Regions from separate parts of the Homo sapiens genome. Here region 2 is linked to region 1. A link is an interaction called in ENCODE POLR2A ChIA-PET data of the cell type or tissue named here. Cell type or tissue: GM12878. All regions are shown on one strand. Each heading gives the region's core, and the rest is flanking DNA. Links, peaks and the distances in the headings are about the cores only.

Region 1 (2,893 bases), core at 189-2,688:
ATCCAGGGGGTGGTCCAGGTCCCAACACACCCACCCTATTCACTCTCCCAGGGGCTCTGGCCTGGCCACTCACCTCCCCAAAGCCACCTTTGCCCAGGACTCGGTATTGCCTGAAGGTGTTTTTGGTCACTGGCTGCCTGTGGCAAGGGGTGGGGAAGCAAACGCTGGCTGAGCAGGAGAGCCCAAGGCCTATGAAGAACCCCGGCGACCTGGCCTGTCCCGGCCCAGCCTTCAGGGAGCTCACCTTTCCAGCCACTTCCACTGCAGGAAACGGTTGAAGTAGATGCTGTCGAGGTAGTCGGCAAAAGGGGCCACGCTCAGGTACTCGTGGGTCAGCCTGTTGAGGAAAGGCAGGCCCAGCTCACCCGCCAGCCCCTGACACCTCAGGCTCTTGGCTTGCTGGGCCAGGCCTCCCGTTCTGTACAGGCTTAGCCCACAGGTATCGTCGTCGGCCAGTCCTCCTGCTAACCCCTGAGCGGGGAGACACACAGCCTGTGCTGAAGCTGTGGGTGCTACTGAGAGGGGAGGCAGCCTGCTCAGGTCACACAGCAGGGGCAAGGCCAGGGCTGGGCAGCTGAGCTCCCTCACCAGCCACCGAGCTGTTCACAGTCTTCCTGGCCCCCAGAAGCCCCCTCCGCTGGGCATAATTCCAGGCTTGTGGGCAGGGACAGGCTTACCGGGTGAGTTCCTGGAAAAGGTCTTTGCAGGGACCCTGCTCCAGCCGCTGGGTGCAGTTCGTCACCAGCTGCCGGGGGACCTCAGGGATGAGGTCAGGACCCTGGGAACAAGCCCCAGACAGGTCAGTGCAGGGGCTCCCTTGGATGGCTGCCCACTTCCAGGGGAGAGGGGTCAGGCAACTCGGGCTGGTGCCATGAGAGGCTGCAGGCCAGGGTGTGCCAGCCAGCCTGGTTGCTGAAGTCCTTCCTGCTGCCCACCCATGAGGCAGAGCGCAGCAGAGCCACTGGGAGGCCGCCTGGCCCAAGCCCAGCCCATACCCTGGGCTGCATGCCCGCCGTGCTGCCTGGAGCAGCTCCAGGGCACTCTCTGTCCAGGCTGTGTGTTACATGTGTCTGTATGAAGAGACCACCCTCAGAAGCCTGACACTGTGGTCACTCCTGTGCCTGACACGGGGCTCTGGTGGCTCCCATCATCTCTCCATCGCTGCTCACTCACCGTGTGGCTCAGAAAATTCTGCGTTAGCTGCCGCCCACATGCCTTCCGCTTGTCATCCGGGGTCACTTCATACTCGGCCTGCAGGGTGGAAAGCAAAGAAGCTGGAGGTCTGGGCAGGGCAAGCAGCAGGTGTGGGGAGGAGGGGCACATGGGGCCAGGACCTCGGCCACCCGCGGGGCTGGGCAGGGCTGGGCTGCACTCACCACCCCATCCAGGAAGGCGACGCAGCGGCTCAGCTCCGGCCTCGTGGCACAGAACTCTCGGAACAGCAGGCGCCCAATGGGCTGCCGCTCGCACAGGCTGTGATAGTCACGCTCTGTTGGCAGTGATGGAAGCTGCTGGGTCCACAGCCCGAGAGCACATGGGTGGGGCATGTGCCCACACCACCAGGCCCTGGGCCCCCACAACAGCTTCCAGCTCTGCAGTGTGGTAGCCACAATCTTCTTCAGAACCCTCACCACAACCCTCAGGTGGGCACAGCTGTTTTGGGGCTGTGAGGCCCAGAGAGGCTAACTGACTAGCTCAGTGTCACACAGCCGGGAGTCTGGCTCCAGAGCCCAGGCCTCCATCCACCTCCCTGCATTGTCTCCTGATTTACACGACTTGCGTATGTCACGGTACTGGGGTTGGGTGCGGTCCGTGAGGTTCCGGCCCAGCCCAGCCGGGGCCAGGCCCACACCTGCTGCCTGCCTGGCGAAAGTGCGAGAGGAAGCTGTGGCTTCCGGCAGGCTCTCAGCTGGGCCTCCTTCCCAGGAGGTGGAAGCAGCCCGGGTGTGCTCTGCGCACGTGCAGGCCACCGGGGGCCTCAGCAACCTTGGGTGCTGCTCAGACCTGGGGCCTTGGCCAAGATTGGCAGGAACTGGGGTCCTGGGCCCTTCTGTCCCCTCCCAGGAGTAACCCTGTCACACTGCCCAGGCTGAGGGCTTCTGGTCAAGGATTTGCTGGGCACCCCTCAGGGCTGGGCCTGGGAGGCTACGCCCCAGCCTGGGGGTCCCAAGGCAGTCAGTCTGTGGGCTGGCCCAGCTGCTGCTCCCTCTGTCCTGTGGGCCCTGCTCACCCTAGCTGGCTCTCCTTTTCAAAGTGGAATCAACTGCCCCAATCTGCCCCTGCCCTATTCCCGACACCCGCTTCAACCACCCTCGGTGTGACCCTGTTTGCTGTCTGCTCTCCACCCGTCCCAAGCCCAGGAACTGAAACTGGGCTGAATGGTGCAGTCCTCATCCTCCTGCTCACTGGAGCCCCCAAGTCTGCCCCTCTGCTCCGGGGCAAGGTCTCAGGGGAGGCTCCCCCGGCCCCAGCAGGGCCCCTCGCCTCAGCACCCCCAGTCTCTGCCCAGGCCTCACCGAGGCTGAGCCGCAGCTCTTCGCACTGGCTGATGTGAGGGAACTGGAGCATCTGCCGCCATTTCTTGCTTTTGCCTTTGCGATTTCCACCGCCACCTGTGGGAGCAATAGGACACTGGGTCTCGAGTCCCACTGCCTCAGAACTGCCTCTGGGTCCTCAGTGCGGTCCACGGCCTCTAGGGCCCAGCCAAGGCAGAGCTGAGGCAGAACAGCACCTCAGGCCTTCCCTCTGCACGCTCCAGCACGCCCTTGCTGCGTTCCAGGACACACGTGCTTCTCCTGCTTCAGGCTCCTGCACTGGGAGAGCCAAGAGAGGCAGTGAGGTCGCTGCGGGAGGACAGTGTTCCAAGTAGCTCCAACAATGGGTCCAGCCCCAG
Region 2 (2,893 bases), core at 281-2,780, 73 kb before region 1:
TAAGATGTAAAATGGGCCGGGCGTAGTGGTTCACACCTGTAATCCCAGCACTTTGGGAGGCCGAGGCAGGCGGATTACCTGAGGTCAGGAGTTCGAGACCAGCCTGGCCAACATGGTGAAACCCTATCTCTACTAAAAAAAAATTACAAAAATTAGCTGGGTGTGGTGGCACACGCCTGTAATCCCAGCTACTACTTGAGAGGCTGAGGCAGCAGAATTGCTTGAGTCTGGGAGGCAGAGGTTGCAGTGAGCTTAGATCGCACCACTGCATTCCAGCCTGGCCGACAGAGCAAGACTTTGTCTCAAAAAAAAAAAAAAAAGTAAGATGGTTAAAACAGTAAATTTTATGTTCTCTGTATTTTATCATATTTTAAAAATCAAAAAACAAAAGGCAGTTGAGGTTAGGCATGGAGGTTCGTGCCTGTAATCCCAGCACTTTGGGAAGCCGAAGCACGTGGATCACCTGAGGTCAGGAGTTCGAGACCAGCCTGCCCAATATGGTAAAACCCTGTCTCTACTAAAAATACAAAAAATTAGCCAGGCATGGTGGTGGGCACCTGTAATCCCAGCTACTTGGGAGACTGAGGCAGGAGAATCACTTAAACCCGGGAGGCGGGCTGGGCGCGGTGGCTCATGCCTGTAATCCCAGCACTTTGGGAGGCCGAGACAGGCGGATCATGAGGTCAGGAGATCGAGATCATCCTGGCTAACATGGTGAAACCCCATCTCTACTAAAAATACAAAAAAAATTAGCCAGGCCTGGTGGCGGGCACCTGTAGTCCCAGCTACTTGGGAGGCTGAGGCAGGAGAATGGCGTGAACCTGGGAGGCGGAGCTTGCAGTGAGCCAAGATCGCGCCACTGCACTCCAGCCTGGGCGACAAGAGTGAGACTCCATCTTAAAGAAAAAAAACAAACCCGGGAGGCGGAAATTGCAGTCAGCCGAGATCTCGCCATTGCACTCAAGTATGGGTGACAGAGCAAGACTCCATGTCAAAAAAAAAGGCAGTTGACAGGAGCAAGGAGCCTGGTGAGGAAGCTGTGGCATTTGACCCGGCTGTGTTGCTATGGGCCAGGGTGGTGCTAGTAGAGGAGCTGAGTGGGAAAGAGCACAGGGGACATGCTGAAGGCCTGGGTGTGGGGATGAGGCAGAGATTGGGGGCACCTTGCAGGGTCATAGCAGGTGGCTGTGGTGAGATGGAGGAAGACACCTGGGGTACTGCTCTAGGCTGTCAGACATACAGAAGCTGGCCCAGCCAAGCCCAGGGGCTGCAAGGGACATCCTTTTGTGTCCCCAGTGATCTGCAGCTCTCAGACACCCTCAAGCACAGTGCCTCTTGCCCAGCCCAGCACTCTCAGTGGGGAGCCAGGTGGGAGAACAGGCTCGGAAGGGGACCTAGGCTTATGCAGCGAGCCGGGCAAAGCTGGAACTGGAGCCCAGGCCCCTGGATGCCCCCTGGCTTGTGGAGTTCTGGGATACTGAGGGGAGGGGACAGGGCATGGGAGTGCGGTGCTCTCACCTTTGACTTGAACTCATTCCCCAGGGGACAGGGGAGGCCTCCTCAGGATCCACAGATGCCCAGTCTCCCAAGAGGGGCCTGGTCCCCATGGAGGAAAACTCCATCTACTCCTCCTGGCAGGAAGGTAAGTTGGAGGACGTGCAAGGGCAGCCTCAGCCCCCCACACCCAGGGCTGGGTCTTTTTGGGACTGACGGAGCTGTCCTGGCCACCTGCCACAGTGGGCGAGTTTCCCGTGGTGGTGCAGAGGACTGAGGCCGCCACCCGCTGCCAGCTGAAGGGGCCGGCCCTGCTGGTGCTGGGCCCAGACGCCATCCAGCTGAGGGAGGCCAAGGGCACCCAGGCCCTCTACAGCTGGCCCTACCACTTCCTGCGCAAGTTCGGCTCCGACAAGGTGAGGTGCAGGGGTGGGAAAGGGTGAGGGGCTGACACCCTGGACCCTCCTGCTAATCCCCACCCGTGTGCCCTGTGCCCAGGGCGTGTTCTCCTTTGAGGCCGGCCGTCGCTGCCACTCGGGTGAGGGCCTCTTTGCCTTCAGCACCCCCTGTGCCCCTGACCTGTGCAGGGCTGTGGCCGGGGCCATCGCCCGCCAGCGGGAGCGGCTGCCAGAGCTGACCAGGCCCCAGCCCTGCCCCCTGCCACGGGCCACCTCTCTGCCCTCCCTGGACACCCCCGGAGAGCTTCGGGAGATGCCACCAGGACCTGAGCCACCCACGTCCAGGAAAATGCACCTGGCCGAGCCCGGACCCCAGAGCCTGCCGCTACTGCTAGGCCCGGAGCCCAACGATCTGGCGTCCGGGCTCTACGCTTCAGTGTGCAAGCGTGCCAGTGGGCCCCCAGGCAATGAGCACCTCTATGAGAACCTGTGTGTGCTGGAGGCCAGCCCCACGCTGCACGGTGGGGAACCTGAGCCGCACGAGGGCCCCGGCAGCCGCAGCCCCACAACCAGTCCCATCTACCACAACGGCCAGGACTTGAGCTGGCCCGGCCCGGCCAACGACAGTACCCTGGAGGCCCAGTACCGGCGGCTGCTGGAGCTGGATCAGGTGGAGGGCACAGGCCGCCCTGACCCTCAGGCAGGTTTCAAGGCCAAGCTGGTGACCCTGCTGAGTCGTGAGCGGAGGAAGGGCCCAGCCCCTTGTGACCGGCCCTGAACGCCCAGCAGAGTGGTGGCCAGAGGGGAGAGGTGCTCCCCCTGGGACAGGAGGGTGGGCTGGTGGGCAAACATTGGGCCCATGCAGACACACGCCTGTGTCCACCCTGGCCTGCAGGAACAAGGCAGGCCGCCTGTGGAGGACCTCAGCCCTGCCCTGCCCTCCTCATGAATAGTGTGCAGACTCACAGATAATAAAGCTCAGAGCAGCTCCCGGCAGGGGC

The links. Peaks named below come from ENCODE experiments on the same cell type or tissue, not always from the same donor. Only the 100,000 strongest peaks of a DNase experiment are listed, where the experiment ranks them.
Region 2: POLR2A ChIA-PET joins it to region 1 with 5 read pairs; 25 of 35 experiments call an interaction of 5 or more read pairs at or near these places.

What each region holds. Positions count from the first base shown.
Region 1 is chr5:177,430,591-177,433,483 of GRCh38, reverse strand. It overlaps GRK6 (G protein-coupled receptor kinase 6), which reads right to left. Exons shown (of 16, transcript NM_001004106.3): 2 at 2,517-2,612; 3 at 1,377-1,489; 4 at 1,174-1,251; 5 at 678-778; 6 at 245-337; 7 at 74-137. Among named protein-coding and RNA genes, the nearest start is that of GRK6, 5.4 kb to the right of the region's middle. RefSeq lists enhancers at 1,005-1,124, 1,615-1,834. In GM12878, for the core only: no CTCF peak of the experiment used is centred there; a DNase peak (open chromatin) is centred at 1,713; H3K4me3 peaks cover 1,613 bases; H3K27ac peaks cover 2,162 bases.
Region 2 is chr5:177,503,760-177,506,652 of GRCh38, reverse strand. DOK3 (docking protein 3) reads left to right here. Exons shown (of 6, transcript NM_001308236.3): 4 at 1,543-1,642; 5 at 1,738-1,910; 6 at 1,993-2,893. The coding sequence ends at 2,670. Among named protein-coding and RNA genes, the nearest start is that of DOK3, 4.6 kb to the left of the region's middle. RefSeq lists an enhancer at 2,194-2,893. In GM12878, for the core only: no CTCF peak of the experiment used is centred there; no DNase peak of the experiment used is centred there.